7 separate regions of the Homo sapiens genome follow, and regions 1, 2, 3, 4, 6 and 7 are each linked to region 5. The links are chromatin contacts, found by Hi-C or POLR2A ChIA-PET in ENCODE. All regions are on one chromosome and are shown on one strand. The core of a region is the stretch at or near the end of the contact, and the rest is flanking DNA. Distances in the headings are between cores, read along the strand shown. Region 1 holds the start of TRPM7 (transient receptor potential cation channel subfamily M member 7). Region 2 overlaps MYO5C (myosin VC). Region 3 overlaps MYO5A (myosin VA). Region 4 has its middle 23 kb from the start of AP4E1. Region 5 holds the start of DMXL2 (Dmx like 2). Region 6 holds the start of SPPL2A (signal peptide peptidase like 2A). Region 7 holds the start of ARPP19 (cAMP regulated phosphoprotein 19).

Region 1 (2,700 bases), core at 183-2,682, 940 kb before region 5:
GAGAATCGCCTGAATCCCGGAGGCGGATGTTGCAGTGAGCGGAGATCGCGCCACTTCACTCCAGCCTGGGCGACAGAGTGAGACCCTGTCTCAAAACAAACAAACAAAAAAGAATAAGGTGGAAAATAGTGAAAGACACATTATTTATTCAAAGTATTACTACATTTGTGTTATAAGTAAAACTCTTATTTTAGTTTTGTATGGCACTTGAATTAGCGTCCAGTGAAAAGCAAACTTGCCAGACTCCAGCAGAGGGAGAGTTGTTTGCATAAAGCCTATCAAATTCAAGTACTGACCAAAAATACCTACTTTGCTCTTCATGTCCCTGATGTAAATGACTTTCTTAAGAAATCTTCAAAATTGGTTCCTGATATCCAAAAATAAAAAGCTCTATCGGAAGCTGCAATGCACCGCCTCCCTCTCTCCATTCCGCACCTTTCGGTTTAAAACACGATCAACTGTTCTCTGGGGCAAGGGATGCGGTAGTTCGACTTAAATCCTGACTGACAGTACATTGTCTTGGTCCCCACAGAAGCCTCCCCCCACCCACCAAAATCCTTAATTCTTGCTAAAGAAAAAAGATCTACCATCAATATTGTCAAATCCCTCCCTTTTGGTTCCAAAAAGGAAATGTACCTGTAGAGTATCCGCTGCACAGCAAACAAGGCACTGCTCCAAACCCGTGTCCTCTACCCCCTTTTTGCACCCTTCTAGCCCTCCCTCCCTTTTTTCCATGTAAAACTTGAGCAGAGCATTTGGTTCCCTTATCTGCCAGCAACTGGCGCCAGGAGGACCGTGCTCCCAGGAGATGCGGAGCTTGTAGGCTGAGCCCTGCGTCGGGCGCGCTGAGGCCGCTCAGCTGAGCCCAGCCAGGTAGTCCCGGGCTCGCGCCTCTGCCGCCTGGAGAGGCCCTCGCTGGGAGCCGAGTCTCGGCTCAGGGGATTCCCGCGAAGAGGTGTCGCCTCTAACTTGCTACCTGCTCCCGCCCCTCACCCCAGAACGAACTGCACACCCGTCCCGAGAGGACAAATCCGGAAGCCTCAAGGCAATTCGAGGGTCCTTCGCCGCATGGAACGCGGCTCCCCACACACTTGCCTGCCAAGTCTCTCCTTTACCGCCCGCAACCCCAGAACCATTCCCCGCCCGGGCCTGCGTGGGTCCAGTACCATTCTCCTCACGGGGCGGACTCCGGAAGGGCAGCAACTCCACCTCCTCCTCCTCCGCGGCCTGTAGCCATCTATCGGGAAGCGTCTCCGGAGGCGGCAGCAGAGGCCGCCGGACAAGGAACGCCCAGGGAAACCTTCTCAGAACTAACTCAGCTCCGGCGCTAGCAGCAGAAGCCGAGTCTTTCATAATTGTGCGACCAACTCCTCCGGGTGACTGGCCACAGGGACGCGCCCGCGCCCGCCTCCGCCGGCGACGGGGCTGGGGACGGACCACGTGAGCGGCGCGGCGCGGCGCGTGCGTCGCCGCCCGCGGGTCGGGTCACGTGAAGGGCGCGCGCTCCCTCGATTCCAGGCCGCCTCCCTGCGCGCCGCGCGCACGCGCTGGGCAGGTTCGCGCCGCCACGCCGACCGCCTCTGGGTTCCCAGAAAGTGGTGGGGTGTTCACGCCGTATCTCCGTTGGGTACCTAGGCGGGACTTAGACAAACTTCAGCCTCAGCTACGAGAGTGGAACTTGGGGAATCGGAGGTTGAGGGTTAAGGTTCAAGGCTTGCGGATCCAGTCTGGAGTTGCTGTGTGGGCTCATTCCGCTAACTAGGCCTGGCCTGTGCCGACTCGCTCCAGCAAACTCGAGTGTCGCAACACACTCTGTGTGCTTCAGAGCGAGTAGAGGCTTTAAATGTTACTCTCTCCTCGTCCAAAATGCAGAATCATCTTTTTACCCCAATCATGTTCTTTCTCTAGCCTCTCCTGTTGCTGCCGGTAAATATTCTTCTTTGTTTAACTATGGGACTGTCTTTTTCCCTCCAGAGATACTCACCCACATACACGCATACACCACACCTTCTGCACCAAAAACTGGGTTGTTCCCTTGATGTAATATGTACCTATCCACCTTTCCATTTATTTTGCTGTCACACATGCCAAGGTTTGGCTATTAGCAATGGTTTACTAAATGTTATTCCTTATCTACTGGGAAGACCACAATCAGTTTAATTTTCTTAAAACTGCTTTAACATCTTTCTGCTCCTGAAGTCTTCGAGAGTTCCTCAATCTGACCCTCAGGGATCTGACTGTCTTATCTCTTTTTTAAAAACGACTTTATTTTAAAATAATTGACATGACAAACTGCACGTATTTAAATGTCCAATTTGATAAGTTTTGACATACCTGTGCACCCATGAAATCACCATAATCAAATGAACGTATTCACCTCTAAGTTTCCTCCCCCCCCTTCATAATCCCTTCATCTCGTCCCTCTCCATCACGTCCCTTATCAACTACAGATCTACTTTCAGTACAGATAAGTTTGCACATGCTAAAGTTTTATATACGGGAATCATACAGCACGCACCTTTTTTTTCCGTCTAACTTCTTTCATTCAGCATAATTATTGCCTCTCAAACATTATGACCCACAATTCACTGAAGTAGGATCTTCTCTCAGAAAAAAAACTAATCCACCCACTGGTTCCCCCAGCTTGTGAACAATCTTCAGGTATTGTGTATTTCTTCCCCATCTGGCAGGTCCAGCAGA
Region 2 (2,700 bases), core at 43-2,542, 600 kb after region 5:
AGTCCAGGAGGTCTGGGAGTTAGCTGGCTGTTGGGAAGGAGGTGGCCTGGGCAGCTCTGGTTGTGGGGAAGAGGCAGTATTCTGCCTTTATTCTCCCTTGTGAGCTCAGCTTGAATAAGAATCACAGGTCTGTGCTTTTGCTTTGTATCTGAGGGAGATATAAGGACTTTCAGGGACAGCAGAGGTGAATAAACTCTCCTTGATATTTTTTCAGTTACCCTGAGTATTTAAGGGCTCCAGCCCCTGTTTCTACAGAGAGTAAGCAGGAGAATCAAACTGATATGTGCTGAGCACTTTACCTAGAAGACCTAATCCTCCTAACAGGCCTATGAGGTAAGTAGAGTGATCTTTTCTCAATTAGCAAACAGCAGCTACATTTAACTGAAGGCTGACTGGCACGTTCAGGGTCACATGCCAGGTTTATGGGGGACTCAGGACTATCCAAATCCTGAAGGCCATGCTTTTCTTTGTAATGTTTCAGTAAATGTTCCAAGTCAGATTTGCATTTACTTAGGCTTTTAAGACTGACTATAACACATATAACTTGATGATCATGAGTTATTTTCTTTGAAAACCAGAGTAGGCTGGGCACGGTGGCTCACGCCTGTAATCTCAGCACTTTGGGAGGCTAGTGCGGGTGGATCACCTGAGGTCAGGACTTCAGGACCAGCCTGGCCAACATGGTGAAACCCTGTCTCTACTAAAAATACAAAAAAAAATTAGCCAGGTGTGGTGGCAGATGCCTGTAATCCCAGCTACCTGGGAGGCTGAGGCATGAGAATCGCTTGAACCTGGGAGGCAGGTTGCAGTGAGCCAAGATGGTGCCATTGCACTCCAGCCTGGGTGACAAGAGCAAAACTCTGTCTCAAAAAAAACCCAAAAAACAAAACACAAAAACCCAGAGTAATTTTTTTTTTTTTTTTTTTGTTGAGACGGAGTCTCACTCTGTCACCCAGGCTGGAGTTCAGTGGTGCAATCTCGGCTCACTGCAACCTCCACCTCCCAGGTTCAAGCGACCCTCCTGCCTCAGCCTCCCGAGTAGCTGGGACTACAGGTGTGTGCTACCTCGCCCGGCTAATTTTTTTTTTTTTTTCTAGTAGAGATGGGGTTTCACCGTGTTAACTAGGATGGTCTTGATCTCCTGACCTCGTGATCCGCCCACCTCAGTCTCCCAAAGTGCTGGGATTACAGGCCTGAGCCACCGTGCCCAGCCCCAAGTAATCTTAATGGATCACATTGGAGAGTGAACCAGTCTTAGCTACCAAAGAGGAAGTGAGTGACACCTACTGGTACCTCTCTGCAAGCGCAGTCTCACAAGTTCCTACATTTAAGATACAGACCTCAGACCTCAGCCAGATGACAGGACTCCCACAGACTGACTGACATCAGGCTCATGTGGCTGCTAAGAGTGAAGCAGTCACAGGAATGAAAGTGACCCTTCCTGATCATGTGGTCTGACCTCCTACTTTTAAACAATAGGGGACGGGGCCCAGAAAAGACAGACACTTCAGTTGTGGAATTCAGTGGCCACCCGGATGCAATTCCAAAAGCTCTTCTAAACCACGCATGGCTAGTTCATGACAATTACAGAGACTATTTCCATAATCCTACAAATACTCTACTAATATGTATTTCACATATTTAGTAGAAGCTTAAAAGCTTTCCAACTTAATGATGAAATGTCTTACATTTAAGAACGTAGGTACACTCAGGTTTAACTTTTCTGGTAGGGAAACAATTCACTTAAGCCTTGATTGTCCAAGCATGGATCATTACTTCATCCATTCATTCATTTTTCTCTAGAGCATTTTATTAAATTGCCCAGGAATATTTATATATTTTTAATGATAGATACAGGTAACAATTTTTTTTTTTTTTGAGACGGAGTCTCGGTCTGTCACCCAGGCTGGAGTGCAGTGGCGCGATCTCGGCTCACTGCAACCTCCGCCTCCCAGGTTCAAGCAATTCTCCTGCCTCAGCCTCCTGAGTAGCTGGGATTACAGGCACCTGCCACCACGCCCAGCCAATTTTTGTATTTTTAGTAGAGACAGGGTTTCACCATGTTGGTCAGGCTGGTCTAGAACCCCTGACCTCATGATCCACCTGCCTTGGCCTCCCAAAGTGCTGGGATTACAGGCCTGAGCCACCGTGCCCGGCAGGTAACAATATTTTTATATATCATTATGCAGTTTTAAAAATTCTATGTGATTTTTCCTTCTCAGCTTTATAAAAATTTACTTAAAAATTTCTACCATTGAAAATTTATAGCTTTATTGATGTTATAATTTATGAATATATTGTGGAATAATTCAAGCTGATTAACATGTTATCACCTCAAATACTTGTCATTTTTTGTGGTGAGAACATTTAAGATTTACTCATAGCAATTTTGAATGTACAATATGCTCTTATTAACTACATTCACCACACTGTGCATTGGATAATTGTTTTAGTAAATTTTCTAATAACAGTTTAAATGAAAGATTTTGATAATAAGGTAACTTAACTTTAATGCAGGTGTTTATAGATTTATAGTGATGGATTATATAATAAGGATTCACCTCAATTTACAGTCTAATTTGGGAGTATTCTCTACATCGACATATTTAAATAACTTTACATAAATGTAATTTCAAAAAAGTTAGAAAGTTGACTTTTAAAATATGGAATACAATGATTGCTAAATCAAAGGCAGCCTGG
Region 3 (2,763 bases), core at 159-2,658, 840 kb after region 5:
TATATGACTGTCACTCACATTTAGCCTGTAGACAGGATTTATCTAATATACACATAATTGCTTCCAAAATGTCATCCATATTAGGCAAATAGAGACTGTATTGGCCACACTGGGAGTCAGCTTTACCTAAGGGCAGGGGCAAGGAGGGACATTTCACTGGTATTACCTCATTAATGATGAGCACTAGAAGGGAGATTCTTGACCTGGAAACAGCAGCCTTGGTAGTAAGGTCAGGGCAAGATTATTACGGAATTCTATAATGAGCTGGCTTTGAGAGGGCAAATGAGTAGGCCATCTTGCTGCTGGCTGAGACACCTTAAGCAAAAAAGCCCTGTTGGCCTGCATCTTTAAGTGGAAGTGTTAAACTTTGGGCTGCATGATGCTTTCTTATTAACTCCTCCCATGATCCCCTATCCTTGCCCCTTTTATTAAGTGTCCTTTTAGCTTAATTTTAGCCGAGAAAAGCAGCTATGAAAGTTGATCTAGGTTTTATAATTTTGAAAGAATGGTTGGTATAAAATATTTTTCAGAAAAATAAAAAACTTCTGGGTGCCAAAATACATCATAAACAAACCCAAAATACAGGGTGACCAAAAATATATTTGTAAAAAAGCAAAGTCCCTTAATGTATAAAGAACTTTTGCCTGTAGTCCCAGCTACTTGGGAGGCTAGGGCAGGAGGATTGCTTGAATTCAGGAATTCGAAAGTATAGTGCGCTATGATCATGCCACTGCACTCCAGCCTGAGCAACAGAGCAAGACCCTGTCTCTAGAAAATAAATAGAATAAATTTAAAAAGACTTTTAAAAAGAACTCTTACAAATCATTAAGAAAAAGATACATCTTGAGATTTTTTTCGCCCAAGATGGCTGACTAGAGGCTTTTCTAGCACACTTCATAAACTCAGAAGAACCAAAATAGTGTGTAGACAATCATACTTTGAACATATTATCCATGATAATATGTTTGACATGAAAAGCAATGAGTCCAACAGAAAAGCAAAAAGAAACTCCAAAATCTGAGAAGAAGGAAGGTAGGTAGCCCGTATGGCCAGGACCGGCCAAAAACCAGGAGTGAATCCCCAATATGGAAAAGGGTACATATCTCTCTGTGGTCCACTTTCCCACTAGGGAATCGAGCAATCCAGACCACAGGAAAGTACCTTGCCCCTTCTAAGCCCTAGATCTAACATGCGGAGCAGCCAGGAGACTGTGAGAAGGAACTGCTTGAGGAAGTATCCCAGGCATTCCTTCAGACTGGACACCTACAGCAGGACCCTATTCTCTTTCCTAGCTCTTACTTAGCAAGCTGCACCTCACACGCCTGGGAGCTAGCCACAGCAGCAGCAGTCTTTGGCAGTAGAGAGACTCAGGCTGGGGCTTGGGGAACTGAAACCTGTGGGAGGGGCTCCCACAGCCAGAACTGAGAAATGAGTGTGGTATGGGCTCCAGCTGCTGGTGCTGAAACTGGGCTCCCCCCAACCCCACCCATGGACCAGAGGAGGAGAAGTGCCAGAGAGGTGTAGTATTGAGCTGCACAGTGACTCCTATAGCCCAAGACTGCACTGCAGACGAGAAGCAAACTGTAGTGACTAAGTGAACAGCCAGACTGGCTAACATAGTTGAGATGGGGGCATGAACCTTGCCAAGACTGGGGTGTAAGAGGGAAGCAGGTCCCATGTCTGCCAGCCAAGGCTGTGAAGCTAGAACCACCCTCCCTTCCCAGGCTGAGACATCAGCATAACAGTGGTCAGCCCTAACCCAGGTATTTTACCAGAGGCCTAAATCAGGGTAGGTAGCCACTCCCATCAGGGTAGGTGGTCTGAGTGCAGGCCTAGCTAACTTAGCTCCATTCCAGCTTTGCCCCCCACTCCAAGATAGGGTGCAGGATCCAGGCCCCTGGGGGTTCCATGGCCCAATCCACCTTCTGGGACAGCCTGAAGAGCCCACTGCAACAATTAACACAAGAGCACAGCACTTGAGAAAGAGAAGAGCTTCTCACAACTACTGCCCCTATCACCCATGACATCACAGCTGCACAGGAGGTTGTGTGTCTGCTCACTGCCTGGTACGCCACTACAACCAGCATTCAAGAAAGCTACCGCATTAAGGCTATGTATATCCAAGGAAATCATACAAAGTCTTTGTCACTTCATGCAGACAAATGGCCCTACCCAATCAGCATCATAGTCACATCTTCAGATACACAGAAATCAACATATAGGAAGTATGAAAAAGCAAGGTATTATGGCGCCCTCAAAGGAACAAAATAATTATTTGGCAATAGATCCTAAGCAGAACAAAAATCCTTGAAATGTCGATAAATAATTCAAAGTATTGATTTTAAAGAAGCTCAATGAGATGCAAGAGAAATCTGCAAACTAATATAAAGAAAATCAGAAAATCAATTTAGGATGCACATGAGGAATTTACAGGAGACAGATTTCAAAAACAAACAGAAATTCTGGGTCTGAAAAATTATTGAAGGAATTACAAAATACATTTGAAATGCTTCAAAAATAGACTAGACTAAGCAGAAAAAAAGAATCTCAAAACTTGAAGACAAGTCTTTTGAAATAACATAATCAGACAAAAGTGAGGAAAAAAGAATGAATAAAGACATCAAGATATTAGGGTCTACATAAGGCAACCAAGCTTACGAATTATTGGTATTCTCAAGGAGGAAGAAAATGCAAAAAGTTCTGAAAACCTATTTAAGGAAATAATTGATGAAAATTTCCCAAGTCAAGAAAGAGATTTAGACA
Region 4 (2,782 bases), core at 160-2,659, 740 kb before region 5:
ATGATATTTTCAACTTATGATGAGTTTTTTGGGATGTAACCCTACTGTAAATCAAGGAGCATCATCTGTATGTAACACCTTGCTCTTAGCAGTATAGAAGGACTACTGATGCAATTAATTCTGTCATATGATCTACGTAGTTTTTGAAGTTTTGATTCTCGTTAGTATATTAGTACAGGGCTGGGCGCGGTGGAGTATAGCCTCAGGCTTCAACAGTACTATCACTTCTTTGGAATGTTATTTAGTTTCTTTTTAACTTGATTCATTTTTGATCCCTTGGTCAGTTCCCATAATGCTCTGGATCAGGGCCTGCTTGAATATTAAATTCCCATTGTTTCCTTCTGGGAAGGTCTCTGCTTATCCAATCTGGAGCCTATCTTTCTTCCTTGTCCTGGATCTGGTAGACTATTGAGAAAAGTCCTTACAAAGATTTCCTGGGAACTGGATTTTTAAAATGAGTGCATGTGGGAAAATACTCTCCAAGTGCAAAGGGGACTCTGTTTTTACCTCTACTTATATTTCCAGCTCCTCGGGGAAAATAAAAGTATTACAGGTCAAATCTCTTTACAAGTAGCTCAACTTGACTGTCTAAATATGTGGTATGGAGTAGAGTTTTATTTCATGGATTACTGCTTGCACTAGGTTAGACATAAACTGGGCTGTGGAGAACTTTTGGTTAAATAGAGATTTTCATTGCAAAGGTATTTGTTGTAGAGGAATTTACCCAGTAAACAGATATCTTCCAGCTAATGTTTTTACCAGGCTGATTCAGACCGGGTAGCAGGAGCGGGAAAACACTGTGGACACAGTCTGCTGGCTAGCGGTCAAGGCAGAGGCAAGTCTGGCACAGGCAAAAGTCTGTGTGAAATGTGGACCTGAGTCATGAAAGGAGGGGAAGAAACTAGTATGTGTCATTCTGAAAAAGCTCTTCTTAGGGCTCTTTGGGCTGTAACCACTGCCTCTCTCCATAGAGAGTCACAGGGCCTCACTTGGCTCTTCCTGCTGCATTTTCAGACTTAAAAGGAAGCCACCGGCCGGGCGTGGTGGCTCATGCCTGTAATCCCAGCACTTTGGGAGGCCGAAGCGGGCGGATCACGAGGTCAGGAGATCGAGACCATCCTGGCCAACACAGTGAAACCGCATCTCTACTAAAAATACAAAAATTAGCCGGGCATGGTGGCGCATGCTTGTAATCCCAGCTACTTGGGAGGTGGAGGCAGGAGAATCCCTTGAACCAGGGAGTTGGAGGTTGCAGTGAGCCGAGATTGCGCCACAGCACTCTAGCCTGGCGACAGAGTGAGACTCCGTCTCAAAAAAAAAAAAAAAAAAAGGAATCCACCTTCAGGCAAATTCCCTCCGCCTCTCAAGAAAGATAATAAAACAAAATGGAGAGTCCTCGTCTCTAAAAAACCTGGGTCAGGTTTTGAATGAACGCAGTACCGTGACCCAGCATTAGGGGCTAGGAACGTCCACAGTCACGACTGAGGCTTGCTGCTCTGGCGCCCCCTTGGGCATGAGAGTGGAACTGTATACAAAGTTGCCTAAATCCCCACTGCTGCAGTCCCCAGAACACCACCCAGTGTCTCTTTTTCTAGGCCTTTCTCAGCCTGGAGAGTTTCCTAACTTTTTGCCATTCCCAAGGTTTTTCTCTGACCACCACCAAACCCTTCTCAATCTACTAATTTTTCTAAACAAATTATTTTATCTTTCTAATTCTGCATGCATCTCTAGTCACTAAGCCCCAGAAAGATCCTGTAGCAAGCTGTCAATCAATAATAAATTAGCATTTCTGAAATTCATGAGACTTTTTCTTAGTTTTATTGAAATATATTTTATGTACCATAAGACTTCACCCATTATAAGTGTACAGTGAATAATTTTTAGTAAATTGATAGCTTTGTGCAACCACTGTCACAATCCAGTTTTAGAACATTTCTAACACCCAGAAAATTACTTGTGAGAATGTGCAGTCAAAAAAAAAAGAAACAAAACAAACAAACAAAAAGAGAATTTGCAGTCAATCCTCACTTGTTACCTTCAGTTTCAGACAACTACTGATCTGCTTTCTGTCTCTAAAAATTTTCCTTTCCTGGTCATTTCATATAAATGAAATCATACACTATACAGTTTTTTGTGACTGGCTTCTTTCACTTAGCATAATGTTTTCAAAGTTCACCCATGTTGTAGCATGTGTCAGTACTTCATTCCTTTTTATGGCTGAATAATAGTCCATTGTATATAGATAAACTACATTTTGTTTATTCATTCATCAGTTGATGAACATTTGGGTTGTCTCCAGTTTTTGGCTATTATGAATGATGTTGCTATGAACATTTCTATACAAGTGTTTGCATGAATATATGTTTTCATTTCTCTTGGGTAGATACTTAGTAGAATCGCTGAGTTGTATGGCAAATCTATTTAGCTTTTTAAGAAACTGCCAAACAATTTCACAATGTGGCTGTTCTATTTTATATTCTCATCAGCAATATGTGAAGGTTTTCCCATAACTCCTCCATCACTAGGTATTGTCTGACTTTTTGGTTATAGCTTAGTGGGTGTGTTAATGCTATCTTATTGTGGTTTTGACTTGCACTTCCCTCATGACTAATGATGTTGCGCATTTTATCAAGTGATTATTAGCCATTTACATATCCTCTTTGGTGAAATGTCTATTCAAATGTTTACTTCATTTTAAAATTAGATTATTAGTCTTCTTATTACTAAGTTATGAGTTCTTTGTATATTTTGGATATAAGCCCTTTATCACATACATCAGTTA
Region 5 (2,744 bases), core at 93-2,592:
TTCCAGTTTTATCAAGAAGAACAGTTTACAAAATATATTTAATAAAGGTCTGGCTGCCTACAGTTCCTTATAAGGAAGACCATGTATAAATTTCATTCTTTAAAAAAGAACTCAATTTATGGGAGTCTATCTATGAGTAAACGAAGCTCCAAGGCTTGGTTTAAACATTTCCACTCTCAAAAAGGACTGATGAGTCCAATCTCCTTGAGAAACATGTCTACTTCATCTAGCTTTTAAGGAGATTCTAAAACGTTATGTATACATACACTTTTCTCAAACAAGCACTGTTGTAAATTTTTCACATTGCCTTACTATATTAAAAAAAAGGCTACCTTACAGATTAAAATATTATCTAGGAGGATTACCAAACTACGACCTCCTGATAAATGAGACAGCTCTCCAAGCCACTGTGACTCTAACCTTTCCATTCTAAATCTTTCGGGCGCGGAGGATGAATTTTTCTATCTTTTTGTTGGAATTAAGATCCTGCATTATCAGGAGATACAGAGTCAGGCTTAAAGCCACAGACTCCAGCAGCTCCTCGCTGCCCTAGCACAGCGGGCAGGGGGAGCCAAGGCGCAGCATCGCCTCCACGCTCCGAGACCAACACCAAGTCTCTTCACCTCCACGCTCCGAGACCAACACCAAGTCTCTTCGCCTCCACGCCGAGAGCAGCTGCGAAACGGACGCTCTGGGGTTTCAGCCGCACCACCACTTTCCTCCACCGCAGACCGAAGGGCCGCCCTAGGAGGAGCCTTCTAGTCCAGTCACCTCAGGCCCGTTTGCTTGGGGTGGAGAGTGCGGTGGATTCCTAAGCCTTTCCCCTAACGGGTGATTTCCTACACCAGACGCAGGACCCACGGTCCCACGGGTCCCAGGGGGAACTAAACCCCAAGGCTGCAAAGGGGCCACGGGTGGGGCCCACCAACATCTCACAGCCTCCTGAGGAGGCGTGCGCCCTGGACAGGAGGTCCCTGCCCCCGCGTCTGGCCCCTGGTATCTTCCCCTAGGGCTCCCGGCCGCCGCTCACCGTGAAGGGGACATCCCCGACGCTGCCCACGGAGTAGCAGTTGTCTCCAGGGTTGACAGCTCCGGTGAGGACCTGATGCAGATGCATCTCCGGAGCCCGGGCTGGACAGAATGCGCGGGAGGTGCGACAAGCTCCGCGCCTGACCCTCCTCGGGCTGCGAGAGCCGTTTCCCTCTGTGCCTCCCTCGGAAACCCGCCCCGCGGAGGCTCTGGCTTAACTCCTCGCCCCCCTTTCGCCTTCCCTCCGCCTCGTCCCTGCCATGGGAGCTCCTCGACCGCCGCCGCCGCCCGGGTCGCCGCTCAGCTGCGGAAATGCCCGGATGTTCCCACTGCCTGCTGCACCGGCGCACAAATGCGGGAGGGCAAGGGTGCTTGTGAGGCGGGGGAGGGCACCGGGGGGAACGCGCGAGCCGGGAGCGTGCAGCAAGGGAGCGGGCCAGCGCGCGCGCCCACCGCGGGGGAGCGAGGTAGAGCCCTCCCCCCGCGGCAAAGCTCTCAGCTCAGTCTTTCTTCCCCCCATCACCCGCGTTTGCGCGTGCGCGCGCCGTGGTTTCCAGGGCAATTGCGCGCGCCACGCCGACCCGCCGTCCCGTGATTGCGCGCGCAGACGTGCGGGAGTTCCCTTGGAGCCTCCCGGGCTGTAGCCGCTGCGGACTGGGGCGGAGGTGGGGGCGGGGGCGAGTGGGGTGCAGGTCGCTCGGGGCCACGCAGCAGTCGGACGCCGGGGACGCGCCACGAGCCGGTTTTGCTGTGTTGAACGTATTCCAGAATACAGTGTGCAATGGTCAGTGCCGTTGACCTCAGAAGGACACCCGTCACCGGGAATTTCCACCTGGAGATATCTTAGATATCTTCAGTCTTTTCGAAAGTGCAGTACATAAGATATTTTATTTTACATAAACAATGTAGGCATCTTGCAACTATTTAGAGAAGCCATACTCCCCTGAAAGCTAATTATTTTGCTCCCACCTTTTGTCACGGTTATTCTAGACAGCAAAAAGCCGCCTTAGAGACGGGTGACTCCTTTCGACTTTTTTTCATGAGTAATTTCATGAATTAGCAGAATCGCCTGATTTTCCAAACTATCTGCTAAACTTTGAATGGTTGATAACAAGGATCATCAGCTCCCTGCCACAGGCCAATTCATGGCAAATGTTCTAACCCATACTATGCTTAAATCACAGGGTAAGGAAGTAGGGGACACCAAGACATAACTATCTGTAAAACCAGGCAGAACGCCAAAGGTGGTGTGATTGAGATATAAAAGTCTTTATGCACCACAGAAGAGGAAGAAGAATGTTGACTAAGGGCGTGGATAAGGCATTATGGAGACATAACCTGACATAAACGCTGAGTTTAATTTTGACAGGCTGAGATAGACAAGAAATGCTGCAAATACAGTACAGAAAATAGAGGGGGTGTTGAAGGTACAAAGATTAATGTTTGAGGCAGATGATTTATAGGGTAGGGAAAGTAAATAATACTTAGCAAGAGATCAAGGTATCCAAGTGGTCTAACTCTTGGCCTACCAAAACATATTATGGAGAGTCTTGAATGCTCCAAGAAGCCCAGATTTCACTCTGCATGCAGTGGGGGTATATCAGATGTTTCTGAGCAAAAATTTATATAATCAGAGCTGCTTTGGGAAGATGACTTTGTAGCATTTTGAAGCATAAAGGGAAGGGTGGGGAAGATTGGAGGCAAAGATCTGTCAG
Region 6 (2,700 bases), core at 193-2,692, 860 kb before region 5:
TTTGGACATAAGTATTATCTGTCTGATTACACAGTAAACACCTTAAAGACTCCGACTAACACTGCTACTTTGTTGCTCTTTTTATATCGAACTCCCCTCCCCCAGCAATTTTTAGATACATTCTCTCAGGTTCCTGATGTTGCCTGTCAAAGTTATGAATACACCAAAAGGCACTTACTTTTTGGCTTAGATTTTGGTTTTTCAATAAATATTAAAGACACTTTTGTATTCACTAATACTAACCCCTTAAACTGGAGAGTCAGCAAAACAGTCTTTCAAAGAAATCACACATTCTAATAGAACGAAACAAGCTTACACGACACCAATTCTGTAATAAATAACATGCGTAAGTTTCCAACCTGAAACTCCCTAAGTAAAAGTCACTAGAAACAAAAACTGAAACACCGGGTTCCTGACACCCCACTCCCACACTGAAGCTCGAATTACTTGAGGCTGAATTTTAAAACACTATTACTTCTCTGTGACTATGAAAACAAATCTATGAACACATATTTCTTACTTACATTTAACCGACGCTCCCCACCCATCCCTTTAAATTAGGCAGAAAACTGAAAACCACTAAAAGCATTACATTTTGGTGTCTTCTTTTAAAAGTTATTTTAAATTACTGCTATTAAAACCCCCCCTCCAAAAAAAAAAAACCCTCATAACAGAATCAAATGAGCCCTAAGGCGAAGCAGGAGCTACAGTGGGGGAAGGGAATTTTAAAAAGACATCCGTGTTAGTGCAATTAAAGTGCAGTCCTCGAACCGCTAAACATACTGGCGCCTTGTATAATTTTTTTTTCTTCCCAAGGGTAAAAAGCGGTAAGAAAGGCTTAGACAATAAAACCCAGAGGTCAATTTTAAATATGCTGGGACAGTGAGCAACTATCGAGAAGCATCAAGGTCAACGCAACCTAAGGGGCTCCTCTGATCTTTTTGCGGTAGGTATTTCGCCAGACTTCAATGGGCGGGAACCGAGTGGGGGGCGGGAAAGTTGGGGGAAAGAGGGTGGAAAAGAGGAGGGTGGAAGGAAAGAGATGAGTAATGGAAAGAGGAGGGGAGGAAAGAGGAGTGCGAGAGCAGGCCGCGGAGGTGCGGGCAGAGGGGAGGCCGGGCGAGGAGTAGGGGAAGGGAGCCCCGGCCTTGGCCCCGGCCCCGCCCAGCCCCTGGGAGGCCTGCGCGCCTTCCCGCCCCCTTACCAGCTGGAGCAGGAAGCCCCAGAGTAGGGCGGCCCCGGCAGGGGACAGCCGCCGCTGCGGCCCCATCGGACTGGTGGGTGCCGGGTGGGACGGCACGGTGCGGCGCAGCTCACTCGGCGGGGTAGGCTCGGAGTCCCGCCGCTGCGCTGCCTCCGTGGCCGGACCGGACCGGACAGGCGCGGGCGGCCGGGCTACGACTGGACCGCCGCTGCTACAGCGGCCGCCACAGCAGCGCGACTTCCTCTTCCGGCCCCGCCCGTAAGATGCGGAAACCCCCGCGCCGGGCTCGGAGAGTCCCAGCGCTCTCCCGGTATCCAGGCGTCCCGGCGTCCCGGCGCTACGAGGCCACCGGCTGCGGGTCTGAGCCTGTCGCTTTCCGGCTGCCCGACTTTAACTCACACCGAAGCCTGGCGGGAGAACGGATTTCTCAAGGCTCGGAAGTGTCTGAGCGTCTGCTCGGTTCCCCAGTAACTACCCGAGTGTTGCATGCAGCCAGAAATCTAAGGGTCACCCTAATTCATCTGCCTGTCATTTGTTCCTGGCCACTCTGACTCACCACATAACCCAGATCCATCCACTTTCTCCAGAACTGCTGCCACCACTCTATCCAGGCCACCAACTTCCCTCTCCTCCAAACGGGTCTCAGTTTCCCCTCCGGACAGCCCAGTAGCCACATAACAGTCCCAGAGCCATCTTTCAAAACATATAAGTCAGATCATGTCTCTCTCTATCACACTTGGAATAAAATAAAAACTTGGCCGGGTGTGATGGCTCACACCTGTAATACCAGCATTTGGATGGCCGAGGTGGGCGGATCACAAGGTCAAGAAATCGAGACCATCCTGGCCAACATGGTGGAACCAAGTCTGTACTAAAAATACAAAAAATTAGCTGGGCGTGGTGGCACGCACCTGTCGTCCCAGCTACTCGGGAGGCGGAGGCAGTAGAATCGCTTGAACCGGGTAGGCGGAGGTTGCAGTGAGCCGAGATTGTGCCACTGCACTCCAACCTGGGCGACAGAGCGAGACTCGGTCTCCAAAAAAAAAAAAAAAAAAAAATCAAAACTCTACTCTAGCCTGCAAAGGTAAATCTGGCCCCTGCCTTCCTGTCTCCCCATCTTCACTACTTTCCCACACTTTAAGGCGCACGGACCTTTGGCCCTCCCGGCCTTTGCTCTGGTGGGCCGCCCGGACTTTGCTCTGGTAGTCCTCCCTGCTGGAGTGCTCTTCTCTCCAAAGCTCAGAATGCCTGCCTTGTTGACATTCACTTATCAGCTTCAATGTCGCTTCCCCAGACGGGACTTCCTGACATACCCAATCTAAAGTACCTGTCCAGTCACTTTCTTTTCTTTTCCTTTCTCTTTTTTTTTTTTTTTTTTTTTTGAGACGGAGTTTCGCTTTTCTTGCCCAGGCCGGAGTGCGATGGTGCAATCTCGGCACACTGCAACCTCCGCCTCCCAGGTTCAAGCAATTCTCCTGCCTCAGCCTCCCCAGTAG
Region 7 (2,700 bases), core at 101-2,600, 950 kb after region 5:
ACTTGGACTTTTACCTATGCTATATGTTTTCTTGTTTTTCAATTACTTTAACATCCTAACAGAAGCACCCAACTTAAGAAAAGTTAACACGGTTTTAAGAACATATGGAATGGGCTTAGAACACTAATCCAATTCCCAACTTAATTAGGACATAAGTGCAACATTAAGCAGAAACCCGCACGAAGGTCAAGCAGTAGACCAAAATCGTATTTAACGGCAACACAACCTGATTTGTAAGAAAAATTGTTGATAAACAATTTAGGAGACAAGATACCTCGGCCCTTTCTCACTTCTCGGCCAGTCACACCTGCCTAGGAGGGCAGGGCGGTGGAAATAATTACAGTGGGAGAGACAAACACCAGCCTAGATAAATACAAAGGCTTGATATTCATAATTTGAACCACAGTGACACTCCCGGCCTATTCCCCTACATCAGGAAGACACAAGGGCGTTTACAAAATATTCCTGTTTCCAATAAAACCCTGATTAATTTCGTGAGTAAAATTTTAAAATTCCACCCTTTCGATTTTTAGTCAAGTACCATATTTGAGTCCCATCGACTGAAACCTTTTTGAGCACAGACTGCGCTGCACACTACACCTGACTCACCTCCTCTAGGCCTCACCCCGCCGTGGGAGGCAAGCACCAGTATTCGGCCTTTACAGGTGAAGACACTGAAGGCCGGACTTTACTCACTGACCATGGTTACAAGGGTTGGCCCTGAAATGCCAATCCTGGCCCACATCGCGGCCCGCACACGAGGCACTGCTTTTGGAGTGAACCGCACGCTCACAATACAAGTAGTTGGAGAGTTCTTCAAAGGAAAAAATAAAACTTCCTAACCAAATTGAGGCTTACAGAAAAACTTAGGCTCTACGCCCAAAGCCTGCGTCCTGGGCTCTCGCGTAAATATAAGTGACTGAGGAACACCGCGACCCACGGAGGTGTTACAAAAGGCACGATTCGGAGTAAACGCGGGGCACGTTGGAACTCCCAATTCGTCGGCGCACCAGCCAGCGACGGCGGGAAGCCAAAGGTGGGGCGCAGGAGCCTCGGCCTCATGCGCCTCGGCCCCGCATCTCGGGCGCGGCCCTCCGCCTGGCGGGAGCAGGCCGCCCGCCAGACCCGGCCTTGGGCAGGGCCCAGGGCTCACGCCCCGCGCGCTCACCTTCTGCTCCTCCGCGGAGGCTGCCTCGGGGACTTCCGCAGACATAGTGCTCCCTCTGCAGACGAGACGCCGGGAAAAGATGCAATTAGCGGGTGGCCGAGGCCACCCGGCCGCCGCCCGTCCCAGCTCTCCCAGGGCCCGCCGGGCCGCCTCCGCCCGCGAAAATGGCCGCCGCCTTATGACGACACGGAGCCGCGAAACGCTCCGCTGGCCAAGGCCCTCGCACGCCGGAGCCCGCCTGCCCCTCCCGCACCGCACCCCTACCTACTTGACCCCGCTTCTCCCGCTCGCTGTCGTCCAAACACTTCCTTTTTTCCTTCAAAGGTCGCCGCTCCTGCCTCACCTCACATCCGTTTGTGGCTGCCGAGTGCTTCCTGGGAATTGTAGTTTCTAAGTGGAACCGCCCCTCCCCGCCCTTTCCTGTCCACTCTGGTCCCCTCGTTCTAGGAGCTTTATTTTACTCTTTCCACTTACCCATCCTCGCCTAGTTCTGTTCTCCTCGCTCTCCGCTCTGTAGCCACACAGGCTGTCTTTTGGGCACGCCAAAAGTCTTGCTCCACTCTGCCACGCCTTCACATCTCCAGTCCTACGTCTCTGCCTCAGAACCTTTCCTTCCTAAACCTCTACACTAGGCCAGAGCCACCTCTTAAAGGCTGTCACAGCCCTGTACAGTTCCTCAACAACATGAACTGTATCATTACACAATTGTCGTGACTTTAGGTCACCTTTCCTTCTCAGATAAGCCGCACCAGGGCAGGGATCTCGTCTGTAATTACTTATATTTTACTCTGAGGGTCCAGCACTTCCTAGATATCTAACGAAGGAATTCAGATTCATTTGTCCACTCCCAGGGGGTCCACTCCCACAAGCTTACCGAAACTGCTAGCATTGAGCTCCCCCAATGACCTTTTTATTTGCCAAGTCCTGCGGCTTCTTACTGAATCCTCATTCTACTTGATATCTGAATAGTTACTCGCAATGTTTGTTGGTTCCAACAAAGTGTCCCTCAGAAACTTGGAAATAAGATTGCCCTCTAAAAGTTAAACTAGTAAAAAGCCACAGAAAATGAATGCATTTCTGGGGGCAGGGGAACAATTGAAAGACCCTAAATGCCTGGATAAGGAATTTGGAAACCATCGAAACTCAACCAGGATGTAGAATCTCAGACAGGAAGAATTGCACTGGAATTGCAACTAGAAAAACAAAAAGAGTTAATATTGCACTCCTTTTGGAGAAACGAAGGAAGGCATTTGTCAGCCAAGGAAGTATTGAAAATAAAAGGGTTCAACAGGCCAACTGTTTGACAAAGATATCCCTTAAGAATGTCTCACGCTGGGCTAGCTGAGAAACTGTAAGATCCACGACATATTTGTTCTCCTTCTATACTCACAAAGTAACATACTGAAAATTTGCCTTTCCCTTAAGCAGAACTGCAGAGAGAAAGAAGAGTGCAGTAGTTAGGCCACTGAAGCATTTAACAGTTGTATTTTTATTAATAAATTGACTGACGTTCTAGTATATGTCCTATATCA

The links. A loop is a pair of places that touch in the nucleus more often than their neighbours do. ChIA-PET counts read pairs that join two places held with the same protein, here RNA polymerase II (POLR2A). Pooled maps may share reads with other maps.
Region 1: a pooled map shows a loop between it and region 5 (6-fold over the local background). The contact joins the promoter of TRPM7 here to the promoter of DMXL2 in region 5. A Hi-C loop is called at or near these places in 2 of 37 single-sample maps with no recorded cell type and 5 of 50 pooled maps.
Region 2: a map with no recorded cell type shows a loop between it and region 5 (4-fold over the local background). The contact joins the enhancer-like site here to the promoter of DMXL2 in region 5. A Hi-C loop is called at or near these places in 4 of 37 single-sample maps with no recorded cell type and 4 of 50 pooled maps. POLR2A ChIA-PET finds 5 or more read pairs at or near these places in 2 of 52 experiments (activated CD8-positive, alpha-beta memory T cell and activated T-cell).
Region 3: a pooled map shows a loop between it and region 5 (6-fold over the local background). The contact joins the enhancer-like site here to the promoter of DMXL2 in region 5. A Hi-C loop is called at or near these places in 4 of 37 single-sample maps with no recorded cell type and 3 of 50 pooled maps.
Region 4: a pooled map shows a loop between it and region 5 (6-fold over the local background). The contact joins the enhancer-like site here to the promoter of DMXL2 in region 5. A Hi-C loop is called at or near these places in 2 of 37 single-sample maps with no recorded cell type and 3 of 50 pooled maps.
Region 6: a loop to region 5 is called in a map with no recorded cell type, with 7 times the contacts of the local background. The contact joins the promoter of SPPL2A here to the promoter of DMXL2 in region 5. A Hi-C loop is called at or near these places in 1 of 37 single-sample maps with no recorded cell type and 5 of 50 pooled maps. POLR2A ChIA-PET finds 5 or more read pairs at or near these places in 1 of 52 experiments (T-cell).
Region 7: a map of sigmoid colon shows a loop between it and region 5 (8-fold over the local background). The contact joins the promoter of ARPP19 here to the promoter of DMXL2 in region 5. A Hi-C loop is called at or near these places in 1 of 168 maps with a recorded cell type or tissue (sigmoid colon), 2 of 37 single-sample maps with no recorded cell type and 5 of 50 pooled maps. POLR2A ChIA-PET finds 5 or more read pairs at or near these places in 2 of 52 experiments (K562 and activated CD4-positive, alpha-beta T cell).

Annotation. Positions count from the first base shown.
Region 1 is chr15:50,685,365-50,688,064 of GRCh38, forward strand. It overlaps TRPM7 (transient receptor potential cation channel subfamily M member 7), which reads right to left and starts at 1,433. Exons shown (of 39, transcript NM_017672.6): 1 at 1,167-1,433. The coding sequence starts at 1,169. LOC128092252 reads right to left here and starts at 1,353. Exons shown (of 4, transcript NM_001414947.1): 1 at 1,167-1,353. The coding sequence starts at 1,353. RefSeq lists enhancers at 521-1,385, 915-1,334, 1,645-1,824 and a silencer at 1,385-1,554.
Region 2 is chr15:52,226,284-52,228,983 of GRCh38, forward strand. All of the region lies in intron 25 of MYO5C (myosin VC), which reads right to left. It overlaps LOC105370820 (a long non-coding RNA gene), which reads left to right. Exons shown (of 4, transcript XR_007064638.1): 3 at 215-333. Among named protein-coding and RNA genes, the nearest start is that of GNB5, 36 kb to the left of the region's middle. Within about 2 kb of position 1,293, at least 5 of the 41 ENCODE cell types and tissues checked have a DNase peak (open chromatin) inside an H3K27ac peak, as active enhancers do.
Region 3 is chr15:52,464,888-52,467,650 of GRCh38, forward strand. All of the region lies in intron 1 of MYO5A (myosin VA), which reads right to left. Among named protein-coding and RNA genes, the nearest start is that of MYO5A, 63 kb to the right of the region's middle. RefSeq lists enhancers at 876-1,631, 1,276-1,565. Within about 2 kb of position 1,409, at least 10 of the 41 ENCODE cell types and tissues checked have a DNase peak (open chromatin) inside an H3K27ac peak, as active enhancers do.
Region 4 is chr15:50,884,547-50,887,328 of GRCh38, forward strand. No RefSeq gene overlaps it. Among named protein-coding and RNA genes, the nearest start is that of AP4E1, 23 kb to the right of the region's middle. Within about 2 kb of position 1,410, at least 26 of the 41 ENCODE cell types and tissues checked have a DNase peak (open chromatin) inside an H3K27ac peak, as active enhancers do.
Region 5 is chr15:51,621,429-51,624,172 of GRCh38, forward strand. It overlaps DMXL2 (Dmx like 2), which reads right to left and starts at 1,343. Exons shown (of 44, transcript NM_001378457.1): 1 at 1,031-1,343. The coding sequence starts at 1,117. RefSeq lists an enhancer at 481-890 and a silencer at 1,261-1,480.
Region 6 is chr15:50,764,264-50,766,963 of GRCh38, forward strand. SPPL2A (signal peptide peptidase like 2A) reads right to left here and starts at 1,443. Exons shown (of 15, transcript NM_032802.4): 1 at 1,205-1,443. The coding sequence starts at 1,270. RefSeq lists a silencer at 1,018-1,477.
Region 7 is chr15:52,567,680-52,570,379 of GRCh38, forward strand. ARPP19 (cAMP regulated phosphoprotein 19) reads right to left here and starts at 1,351. Exons shown (of 3, transcript NM_006628.6): 1 at 1,169-1,351. The coding sequence starts at 1,213. RefSeq lists enhancers at 202-950, 951-1,697, 1,751-1,880 and silencers at 1,051-1,150, 1,221-1,280.